Linked DNA regions of Homo sapiens: all the other regions are linked to region 3. Evidence: chromatin contacts called from ENCODE Hi-C or POLR2A ChIA-PET data. All regions are on one chromosome and are shown on one strand. The core of a region is the stretch at or near the end of the contact, and the rest is flanking DNA. Distances in the headings are between cores, read along the strand shown.

Region 1 (4,114 bases), core at 606-3,105, 160 kb after region 3:
CTCCAGCCATTCTTAGAGGTATTTCACTGCAGGCTTTTTGTGTTCTATTTCTGCCTTTCCCCCCACAACAGTTGGGTAACAGTCCCCAGCATAGTGAATAAGTTCTGTAAGATTTAATATTGATTTGTTGGAGTTTTTAAAAATTGAAAGTATAATTAATGATTTATTGCTACTTTGCAGTTTGCATTAATCACTGTCATTAATGGTAATCCTTTTAGGTGGTTTATAACTTTTAAATGGAGTCTGTTAATTCCCAAGCCTGGTGGCTTTGTCTCTAGGCTGCATTGGGGTCTGCCACCCTCCCATGCCCCCGACATCCCTCCCCATCACCCCATTTGCTTTAAGATACAGGGATGAAACTCCAGGTGTAAACTTTTCAGGGTCAGCCTCTTACCAAGGAACAGACATTTGGGTACCTTCCTGGCCAAGAGGAGGGGTGGTGCACAAGCTGGCTCTGGGCCTTTGCTGTGGGCAGAGAGAACCAGGCCACTGCTAGCTCTTCAACCCACTACTTCATTTACAACTCTCTGACTTTGTATTCCCTGGTTTGCATGTCTGACACCTCACTTGGCACATGATTTATTACAGCTTTTCAATAGCCCGTTCTTTCTGATTGACCTGTCCATCTCCATTTGGAGTGGAAAGATTGGCTTCTAGGTGTTTGTGGTGAGAATATTCCTGAGTGCGATGGTTTGGGGTTAGGAGCTTCCTGCTCTTGGTACAGAACCGAGGACCACAACTAAAGGAACTCCCCTTTCTCTGGCTGGGAAATGAAAAGGGTGGGGAAATACACACTAGAAGTTGCCTGAGACCTGGCTGAAGGAGAGAAACTTTCTGTTTTGCCAACACCTTCAGGGATAGAAAAAAAATCAAACTTCTGCCTGCATCACAGGCAAGGGAAGGCAGCTCAATGGAAACAGCATGAAAAGAACTTCGGAGCCCATATAGGTCAATCCCCTGCTTCTGGGGTGGGCATTCTCTCCCACATGAATAGGTCCAGATTTCATTTTGAAAACATTTCCCTGGGAGGAATCTTCCCTCAAATTCTCTCTCTTTCCGTCTCTACCCTTCTTCAAGGTTTGACAATCTCTCTAACCAAAATCCCTCTTGCTGTAGTTAGAGCCTCTTAGGGACCAGTTAAACTGGAATAAGGGATGGCCATAACAAAACATGCAAATTCCTTTTCCTTTTAAAGAGAAATATGTCTCCTGGATATTACCTGAATAAACCCATCAGCTTGCTGTTACTTTTCTGGGATTATACTTGATGAGGATGGTTGCAGAAAGTCCTGTAAACATCTTCTATAGTCTGTATGGGGAGGACAAGTCCCACCTGTTTCCAGTGGAACATTCTGATTCCTGTTGTTACTCTATATTTACAGAGTGGGCTCCACTAAGAGCCCACCTCCTTCTGTCACTGGTGGAAAGGCTATTTAATATGATCCCAATTAGAGGGAGGAGGATCTGGGATGGTTGTTGGAACATGGCAGACGGGGGAGACCCGGAGGGAATAAACCACCCCAGGATGCTGTGTGACCACCTGACCCTCTGCAAAGCAGCATCGTGGCACTCTGTTCCCTTTCAAGGTTCCCACAGTGAGTGCCACCCATTTTTACCACAATGGCAACAGGATTTATGCTCCCACCCACTCTCAGTTCTGAACTTTCTATGGCTTTGCCCCTCATTGGTCATAAAACACGTGTCACCTGCCTCTCTGACTTGGCTTTTCTTGCAATTACATGGTTTCCTTTGCGATCTTCCTGGCCAGTGGAAGCAGAAGGATGCTTTTACAGACAGGGTATTATAGATGGGTTGGCAGATGAGGTGATTTCTGAGGGCCTGGCACAATGCCCAAAGGGACGTGAGTCAGCTCTCAGAGGAGGTTTGGTTTTTCCTTCCAAATTCATACAAACAGCAGTGAAGTTTAAAAGATCCTCAAGTGGATTACAACCCCCATTCATTTGGCAGCAGAGGAGCACAACTGTCAAAAAGTCCAGGTACTTTAAGCTGTGGAAGAGGCACAGAGTCACTCTCAAGTTGGACAGGGCTTCAAGCTATTTCTAAAATTAACATCGGGGCCTTTCGTTCCCTTTCGAGGTTCCTTTGAGGAATGGGTGAAAGCCACCTCTTCTTGACCACAGCAGTGACTGGATTTATTTTTGTCCTGTCTTCCTCCTCCACATTCTCAGTTCTCGAGGCTTTTTATTGTTTTTGGTTTTAGCCAGGCTTGGGCTGGTTGCTTACTCTCCGGTGTGCAGGGCTTCTAGAAGTGTTAGCCACAGCCAGCGGGAGGCAGCCGATCACCCATCCCACCTGCTGAGCTGTCGCGGGCAGACATCTGTTGAGCTCCTCCCCAGCACCAGCCGCAAGAATGTACCTGATGTGGTCTTTGCTCTGCAAGAGCTCTCAGTTTAGAGCAGTCTTTTTGAGAAAAAAAAAAAAAAAGTGGTATGATACACGTAATATAAAATACCATCCTAACTTGTTTTTTTTTTTTTTTTTTGAGATGGAGTCTCACTCTGTCACCCAGGCTGGAGTGCGGTGGTGCGATCTTGACTCGCTGCAACCTCTGCCTCCCAGGTTCAAGTGATTCTCCTGCCTCAGCCTCCCTAGTAGCTGGGATTACAGACATGCACCACCATGCCCAGCTAATTTTTGTATTTTTAGTAGAGATGGGGTTTTACCATGTTGGCCAGGCTGGTCTCGAACTCCTGACCTCAGGTGATCCACTCACCTCGGCCTCCCAAAGTGCTGGGATTACAGGCGTGAGCCACCACACTTGGCCTCATCCTAACCATTTTTAAGTATATAGTTCAGTGATGTTATGTTTACTCATATTGATGTGCAAACAATCTCCAGAACTCTTGTCTCCTGCAAACCTGAAATTCTGTACAGTATATACATGGGGGATGTGTTCCAAGATCCCTGGTGGATGTCTAAAACTGCAGATAGTACCGAATCCTACAGAGAGAGATAGTCCCAGATTTAACGATGATTTGACTTAAGATTTGTCGACTTTATGATGGTGTGAAAGCAACACACATTCAGCAGGAACTGTACTTTGAATTTTGAATTTTGATCTTTTCCTGGGCTAGTGGTATGCGGCATGATATTCTCTTGTGATGTTGGGCAGCGGCAGAGAGCCCCGGTCAGCCCTGTGATCACGAGGGTCAGCAACTGATACAGTACTCTACCGTTTACAGTGTTCAGTAAATCACATGAGATATTCAATGCTTTATTATAAAATAGGCTTTGTGATAGATGATTTTGCTCAAATGTAGGCTAATGTAAGTGTTCTGAGCACACAAGGCAGGCTAGGTTAAGCTGTGACATTCGGTAGGTTAGGTGTATTAAATGCATTTTCTACTTACAATATTTTCAATTTACAACGGGCTCATCAGGACGTGACCCATCATAAGTTAAGGAGTATCTGTAATGCTGCAATGAACATGGGTGTGCAAACATCCCTTTGATACTCTGCTTTTAAAAGCAAGTGTTCTTGGCTGGGCATGGTGGCTCACGCCTGTAATCCCAGCACTTTGGGAGGCCGAGGCGGGCAGATCACCTGAGATCAGGAGTTCGAGACCAGCCTGGCCAACATATATGTTGCCATATATGTAGCGAATCCTCATTTCTCTACTAAAAAATGCAAAAAATTAGCTGGGCATTGTAGTGCATGCCTGTAGTCCCAGCCACTTGGGAAGCTGAGGCAGGAGAATTGCTTGAACCCAGGAGGCAGAGGTTGCAGTGAGCCAAGATCGCACCACTGCACTCCTCCAGCCTGGGCGACAGAGCGAGACTCTGTCTCTCAAAACAAACAAACAAACAAACAAACAAACAAAAAAAGCAAGCATTCCTAACCTGGGGCCCGTGAACTCCCAGAAACTAGCTGCAATACATGGTGTGTTTCTGTAAATGCTTCTTGTTCTAGGGAAAGCAAATTCATAGCTCGCATCAGGTTTTCAGTGGGCTTAGGATGTCAGGAGGGCTCAGTCTAGAGAGTAACAAAAGCAGCACCTCCTTCGGAATCCCCCAAGGCCCTGCCTGTCCTGAGTGCCGCCTCTCCGATGGCAGGGCAGGTGTGAAGGAGCAAGTCATTCACTTCTTGGTTCCTG
Region 2 (3,550 bases), core at 812-3,311, 220 kb before region 3:
AGGTCAGCGCTTGGACACTTAGGCATACCTCAGCAGCCCCTTGGCTGCCCTTGGATACCCTAGGGGTCTGAGGAAGGAGCAAGACAAGCTACCTGCAGCTTTTCCAGAGCACCTGCCTTGGGCTGGTTCACAGACCTTCCCAGACCTCTGTCCCTTGCTTCTCTTTCCCCGCTGCAGAGCTAAAGGCCCAGAGGAGGGACGGTTGGAGCTTGTGCCTGCTCCAGCCTCAAGCCCAATCCCCATTTCTCCAGCTGCAGTAGCCCCAGCTGGCAGCCCCCTCACCTGCCTCCATCCCCCATCTCTGGGCAGCTTGCCCCTGGCATTTTTCTCAAGGACACCGCCCATTCTGCAGCTCCATGCAGACCCCCACTCCCTTCTCTAGCAGCACCCCCATGCCGTGATTCCTCCCGATAGCCAGGCGAGGTTGGCACTCCATCCTGCTCGCTCCATACGTCCTCCTGCCGCAGCTCCGGCCTGCGGCCACTCCAGCCTCCATTCCCCATCCTTCACTTCCCCATCGGTCTTACCAACCCATTCCCCTTCGCCCCCATCAGGCCCTCCCGCCCTCTCCCGCAGCGCAACCCGGTCAGCGGCACCCCCTTCTCCGAACTAGCGGGGGAATCAAGAGCCCCGCCTACTCGCCCCCTCCCCACCGGAAGTCCCCTCCCCCTCTTGGTGGCGAGAGTGGGGGTCCTCAGGCTATGCCCCACCCCCACACCTCACCTTGGTCCCTCTCTTCGCAGCCATCCCGGTCAGGGGCGCAGCTGACACAAAGGAGGGAGGAACAAGGAGGGGGGGAGGAAGTGGTGGGGGGGAACACGGTTGGCACCGCCCCTGGGAGAGCCAGGCACGGGTTGCCATGACAACCGCAGGCTCGGAAGCAGCCCTGAGTGGGGGTGCGTGGGGTGGGGTCTTGGGGAGGGGTCCAAATTGGGAACTGCACTGTGGGGCGGCTCCTACATCATCCCCCACCTGTCCTCAGTTTTCTTGGAAAATATCCAAGCTCACACGTCCCTCTTCTCATAACAGGGCCTTTCCCCTGAAGCCCCAGCCCCGGTGCACTGCTGGAGGCCACCCCAGCCCACCCGCTGCGTCTGGGCTGCTCCTAGCTCCTCCTCACGCTCCAGCACACCGACGCCTTCACGGCACTCACCTCCGGGCTGCTCCCGGGATTACCCTCTCATACCTGCATCCCGACCCTCCCAGCCGTTTCTGCCATCGCTAGCCCCCTGTCTACATCCCAGCATCTTCCTGGATCCCCACCTGTTCCAGGTCCCAGCTTGCCCCAGAACCCTATACGCCCCCTCCCCTTCCCTCGACCCCACCTTAACTCACACTGATGCGGACCAGTGCGTCCATGATGGAAGTGAAGGTCTGCATATCCTCACCCTCTGCCATGGCCCTACCGTGCCCGCCCGCCCCTGGGTGCCCGATCCCGGCTGCGGCTGCGAACCCCGGGCTTAATGCAGGAGCCCAGTGGGGGTGTGAGGAGGGCTGGGGGTTGAGGTGTCACTGCGCATGCTCCCGGGACCAGCCTCGAACAGCGCCCGTCGGGGTAGGGGGTGGGAAATAGTTCTCCCCACGTGGTTCTCGAAAGCCGGTCGGGGGGTTGGGGAATATGGAAAGGTATTTGACGGGGGAGCCATTTCTTACATTCTCATTTTTCATTGGCTCCTAATTTTACTCATATAAAGCGGGGGATTAGTTTCGGAGGAAAATGAGTTCCTGGTTGGGAGCACTAAATTTTAGGTTGGGAGATGTTGAGGCATGGGGCAGGGAGGTTTGAGGAACGTGCACTAGAGATGAAAGAAATGGCAAAGAAGACAGAGATGGGATAGATGCCACAGGCATGGGCCCAATGACTTAAAGAGATAAGTGCACCTTGTACAGAGTGGCAGCAGACGCACCAGGTACGAGGAAAGCCTGAGGACCAGGGCGGTGGCCGAGGATGCCCCCTCGACGCATTATTTCCTCCCTGTCGCAAGAGGGCGCTGCGTCCAGGCACTGAGAGGAAGAAAGAGGAGAACGCGAGGAGTAGCAAGTCCGCGGTAAGCGCTGACGCATGCGCATAGCTAACCGCACCCGGTTCAGCTCGCCTTTCTTGGCCAGAGGCGCCGGTTGGACTCACGGGCGGGGCATGATGGGTAACAGGACCGGTGGGGTCCCCAGGAAGTCCTAGAGGGGGTCGGGGTTTGGGTGGACAAGCTTTCCTCGTCCTCTCCCGACAGAGCTGACGTGTCCTGGGTTCCACCGGGAGCGGGCATTTCCACCGGACGGGAGGGTTCGGGGTGTCCGGGGCTGGGGAATACGTAGGGGTTGCCGCGCGGTGTGGGGAGTTGGGGCGTGTGGCTGCAGTCCCGGGAGTTCTTGGAGGGGGTCGGCCCACCGAGCTTCCGGACCGGCTGATCTGCCCGTAGCTTGCCGGAGGGAGGGCGGAGCCTGACTCTCCGTCCCTTCTCCCATCCCCTCCAGTGGTGGGTACGGGCACCTCGCTGGCGCTCTCCTCCCTCCTGTCCCTGCTGCTCTTTGCTGGGATGCAGATGTACAGCCGTCAGCTGGCCTCCACCGAGTGGCTCACCATCCAGGGCGGCCTGCTTGGTTCGGGTCTCTTCGTGTTCTCGCTCACTGTATCCTCCCTGCAGTTGGAGGGGGCGGGCCACGTAGGCATGTGCCCTTCCCCTTCCCCACACAGCTCTGTCCCCGTTGCACACCCTACTCCTTAACTCCCTCAACCAGGCCTTCAATAATCTGGAGAATCTTGTCTTTGGCAAAGGATTCCAAGCAAAGATCTTCCCTGAGAGTAAGTGAATATTGGAGCTTGAGTATTTGAACTTTCTCCTCTTTAACCTCCTGAAACATGATATTGAATTTCCAGATGCTTAGGTGAAAGGTTGTTAAGGAGAAATATATTTACTGAAGCTGTCTGAAGACAGATGACGCTTTTCGATTCTGCACCTTGTATAGCTCCTGGAGTTGGAGCTGGAAGAGAAGGCCTTTGAAAGCAAGAAACTTTGGTACCTTCTGGCCAGCTCCCAGGGAAGGTTTGAGGGGAACAGGCAAATTTGGGCTGATGTTTTGCATCTATTCGCTGGGAGGCGGTCCTTGTTCCCACCAGAAGAAGCAGCAGGACCAAGTTCACTATGGAGTTCTGATGTGAAGTTAACTCAATATTAGAGAATTCTACTTATTTGAGGGAATTGTGAAGAGCCTAAATACTAGAGGCACCAAATATCTATGGCAGCAGGAATCCTGACCAAATCAGAATAACTGTTAGATTATTTCCTGTTTGGAATAATTCTTGTTCAATTGCTCATGTAATCAAGAATTGATGATTCAGTTATTTATGGAGAATTAAGTTTATAAAGCAAATTAAGTGTCAAGGCCAGATTACTTAAGGAATGCCACGTGCTCAGAAATTCACAGCAGATGCAATCTCATGTAAAACCCTCATGTGGTAAAACAAAGATCTATCATGGTTGCCCTTAATCTTTTCTCTTTTTTTTTTTTTTTTTTTTTTGAGACAAGGCTTTACTCTGTCGCCTAGGCTGGA
Region 3 (3,727 bases), core at 1,176-3,675:
GTGGCTATTTCTGGAGGCCCAGGAGTGTGGCTGCAAGAGAAAAGGGGCTGGAGGAAGATCCGGAGGGCAGGGGTGTTCCCTCTGCTGATGATGGATGCCCCTAACACCTGTGCCTAACACCCCTACTGAACCCCACAGCTCCAGCCTTAGTTTTTGGAGTCAAGTGTTAAAGGTTTCTGGCCAGAGGAATTGGGGTCTTGCCATCCCTGCAATAGCCCTTTTATGGGCTCTGGGAGACAGCTTTAGGGAATAAATGGGGATTTTCCCCTTTTTCTACCCACTCCTTTGCTTCCTCCAAGACTTACCCAACTCCTTCCCCCTCAGAGAACCAAATAGCCTGAGGAAGCAGGAGAGTTCCTGGTTATGGCAGTTTCTTGGTGATTTGGGGCTTCAAGACAGTAGGTGAGAGATGCTGTCAGGACGTATCTTCTTCATACCAAAGTCACTGGTCCTTTCTCAGCCTCTCTCGTGCTTTTCTCCTAATGACCATATTTTTGCCAAAAATTGGGATATGTTATCTGACAGACCAGAATATTTGAAGTTTGGGCTGTCCTGAAAGTCTGGACTTTGGTGGTACCCTCCTCCCCCAGCCCATCTGTTGCACATTATACTCCGTGTGTTCTTCAACTTTCGGCGCCCTTATTCCCCTGCCTTCCTGGCTTGATTGAAGGAAAGCTTGAAAAGGCGCAGAGCCCTATACCTCATTTCCTCCATGATAAAAGGATCCAAGTGAGGCCCTGTCACAGCCTGTGGGTAGGGGATGCGGCGGGATCCTCATTGCCATGGTACTCAAAGGTAGAAGAGCCTGGAGTTTGTTGCTTCTCTTTGCTATTCTTTCATATCCTCTTGGGCCTGGTGATTAATTAGCAATTCTCATTCCTCTCAGCCAAAGGCCTGCACTGGGCTTTATTTGTCTTTTTTTATTTTTTAAGCACTGCCTGCCAGAGATGGGCCTGGGGCCTGATGAGGACCTTAGCGCTGCTCGTTCTCCTTTTCTGTTCATGCACACATTCCTCCATGGGGTGGGGAAGGCAGGCATGGGGTGTGGCCCTCGGAGAAGTTAGGAGTCCCCCAGCTCAAGATACAGTGGCAAAGACCTAGTGGTCCCCTACCCCCACTTCTCTCAGTTCCTGGCATGAGGAGAGAAGACCCTGCTCTGGTGGAGCTGACAACCTTTGAGGCTGGGAGGAGAGCAGCCTCTGGGCATCGTTCCCAGTGTCCCTCACACTAAAACGGCGTAGATGGCAACCCCCCACCCCCACCCCGCTGCTCAACTCTTGTGTTTGTTGTTCTGTTTGCCCCATTTATCTGTTGCTGTTTTTGTGTTGTCTTCCCCTGCTCCGCATTTTGTAAAATGGCCCCTGGGGGAGTGTTTTTGCTGGATCTGCTCCCTCTCGCTCTCTCACTCCACTACTTTTTGGAACAAAGTGATGGCAGAATGCGGTGGTGGTGGGGGTCTTTTGTACTGTTGGATTAATAAAATGATTTTAAAATCCCAGACAAGGACTCCTTGCTGTTGCTGTGTGAAAAGGCTGGAATGAGCCGCTGTCACTGCTGGGTAGGGTGCTTAGGGGTTGAGGATATGTATGCTCCCCAGGGTCCCTGGGAGTGGGAATGGCAGATTTGGCCCCTGAGCTGACCCTGGTATAAGCTGCTGAGCCAAGGGAGGCCTGTGTTTCCCCGCCCATCCCCCTGTGTCTCCACTGTGAGAAACTGAGTTTCCTTTTTGAGCATATTCCTGGGCCAGGCCTGGAGCCAGGCGGATTTGGCACCACAGCCTCTGGAAGACAAGTGCTTGAGCTCTTCTGGGTTTAGCACCCCACCCACCTCCCAGTTGTTTGGGTTAGGGAGCAAGTGTCGCTCTAAGGGTGAGGGGAGGGGCTGCTTCTGTCCTAGCAAATTTCATTTTGGGATGTTTTTCAGATCGTTCCCGTCCCCCAACCGTTTTTTAAAGTAGCAATGGCATCTTTTAAGCAGTCTGTTTTGGAGCAGATTGGGGAGAATGGCAGGAGGGCTATTTCCACACCCTGGATTTGCGACCTGTCCCTCTCCCTTCCCCCATCTCACAGCTGTCTCTGTCTATCCTGGGGCCAACCTGGCCCCTTGTCTTCGTCATCTCAGAAGACGGCACCGTCTGCTTTTCTCTCAGTTTGTGGGGGTTCCCTCTAGAAACTGTTTAGACACTGGGAAAGAAGGGCAGGAAACTCAGGATTCGGTTAGCTGGGACCCCGGTCGCCCACCAGGAGGTAAGCCCAGGTTTAGGGCCGTGTCGCTAGACCTCCCTTCCCCTCCCCTGGCTCTCAATTCCTGCTCTTATTGGCCAAAAGTTTCCGCCCCCTTGGGGAAGTTGACTTTTCATTGGTCAGTTTCTGGTCACATGATTTTCTTCTCGGGCTGCAAACAAAGGGAAGCCTGCAACAAGTTAAGCTGAAGACCGAAGCAAGAGCTGGTTCAGGTAATGCCTTAGCTGGGAAGGGGTCCACAGATTCGCTTTGAAGGGGGTGGAATAAGGAAAAGGGAAGGCGGAACTAATCTAGAAGGAATGAGCTGCTTTTCATTTCTGGGCTGGGGGAGGAAGGCCAGGTGCCGACGCTAACACAACAGGAACTTGCTCTGGGTACCCCAGGCAAGTGGCCCTAGATCCTTTGCTTTAGCGGTTTGGAGGAGCAACTGTTAGAGGAGTTTAAATTAACTAGAGGCGAGACTTCCTAGCTTTATGCTGAGTGGGAGAGCTCCCCCTTTAGCTGTTTTTTAGAAATAGCAGAAGTCTCTGTCATAATCCTTACAGGAGGTGTTTGTTGAATCCTGCCTGAATGAAAAGAAGGGGGTGGAGGGAGGGAGTGGAGGTGGGTTTTCTTCCAGAAGGTCGATGAAAAGAAAAAGATCTGGAAACACAGCAGGGAAGGGTGGAGATTAGACAGCAGAAGGAACTTCCTAATAAGGCAGTGAGATGCTGGCTTGGGAGAAGAGGTGTTTTTTTGAACCCTGGGTTAACCTAACCAAGAAAGAGGTATCAGGGTTTGGAACCCAGAGTATAGGAGTTTCAGAGTGTCTCCTATTTGGGTCTCATAAGTATTTGTTTTGTTGACCCAAATACCTTTGCTGGTTTCCATGGAGACAGTGGGTCTGACATCACTGTGGTTGCCATGGTGCCTGGTTCTAGAGGACCTGAGCAGGCTGCACACACAGCTAGGGATAAACAGGGACTTCAGCCCAAGCTGCTGCCACTTCCTTCCTGCCACCACCTGTTAACAGTCAGCAACTGGGGATGGGGAGATGATAACAAGGGCGGGGGTGGAGCCACAAGCGGAAGGCTGAACAGCCATGGCTCTATGGATACTTACAGATGCATGCCAGGGTGTCCTGTTGGATTTGGTACAGGGAGGTCATTGCAGCCATTCTCCTGTCTCCGTGTGGAATGGGTGCATGTGTCTGGGAGGATGGGCATTGGGAAAGACCTATCCAGGACTTGGATCTTGACTGGCAGGAGCCACAGGAGGTTACTTAGGGCACCACGCAGGACTTGAAAACAGCTCAAACAGAAGGGGATAATGTGGTTGGTTTCAAAGGTAGAACTGCCATACTCTCCCAGCCTCACTTCCCTTTTCCTGAGTTTTCTTATAAAGTGCTCGGGAAGCAGTCATTTATCCTGTTCTGAGGGATCACAATCCAGTACTCTTGAGAGGTCAGCTCATCTATCCTTCCACCTTTATGCCTGGTCCCAACA

Evidence for each region. Hi-C counts contacts between places; a loop is a spot of excess contacts on that map. ChIA-PET counts read pairs that join two places held with the same protein, here RNA polymerase II (POLR2A). Pooled maps may share reads with other maps.
Region 1: a pooled map shows a loop between it and region 3 (4-fold over the local background). The contact joins the enhancer-like site here to the promoter of PBXIP1 in region 3. A Hi-C loop is called at or near these places in 22 of 37 single-sample maps with no recorded cell type and 10 of 50 pooled maps. POLR2A ChIA-PET finds 5 or more read pairs at or near these places in 5 of 52 experiments (CD4-positive, alpha-beta T cell, CD8-positive, alpha-beta memory T cell, GM10248 and 2 more).
Region 2: a pooled map shows a loop between it and region 3 (11-fold over the local background). The contact joins the promoter of KRTCAP2 here to the promoter of PBXIP1 in region 3. A Hi-C loop is called at or near these places in 2 of 37 single-sample maps with no recorded cell type and 10 of 50 pooled maps. POLR2A ChIA-PET finds 5 or more read pairs at or near these places in 3 of 52 experiments (CD4-positive, alpha-beta memory T cell, GM12878 and SK-N-SH).

What each region holds. Positions count from the first base shown.
Region 1 is chr1:154,789,617-154,793,730 of GRCh38, reverse strand. The region is part of intron 2 of KCNN3 (potassium calcium-activated channel subfamily N member 3); the gene reads left to right. Among named protein-coding and RNA genes, the nearest start is that of KCNN3, 79 kb to the left of the region's middle. RefSeq lists an enhancer at 1,957-2,266. Within about 2 kb of position 1,855, at least 5 of the 41 ENCODE cell types and tissues checked have a DNase peak (open chromatin) inside an H3K27ac peak, as active enhancers do; they include CD4-positive, alpha-beta T cell, where a contact is called at or near this core.
Region 2 is chr1:155,171,815-155,175,364 of GRCh38, reverse strand. KRTCAP2 (keratinocyte associated protein 2) reads left to right here and starts at 2,061. Exons shown (of 5, transcript NM_173852.4): 1 at 2,061-2,144; 2 at 2,473-2,627; 3 at 2,737-2,800. The coding sequence starts at 2,141. It overlaps TRIM46 (tripartite motif containing 46), which reads right to left and starts at 1,516. Exons shown (of 10, transcript NM_025058.5): 1 at 1,336-1,516. The coding sequence starts at 1,398. RefSeq lists silencers at 978-1,272, 1,442-1,531 and enhancers at 1,281-1,789, 1,862-1,911, 2,112-2,211, 1,790-2,298, 2,402-2,681.
Region 3 is chr1:154,954,797-154,958,523 of GRCh38, reverse strand. PBXIP1 (PBX homeobox interacting protein 1) reads left to right here and starts at 2,425. Exons shown (of 11, transcript NM_020524.4): 1 at 2,425-2,455. PYGO2 (pygopus family PHD finger 2) reads left to right here. Exons shown (of 3, transcript NM_138300.4): 3 at 1-1,498.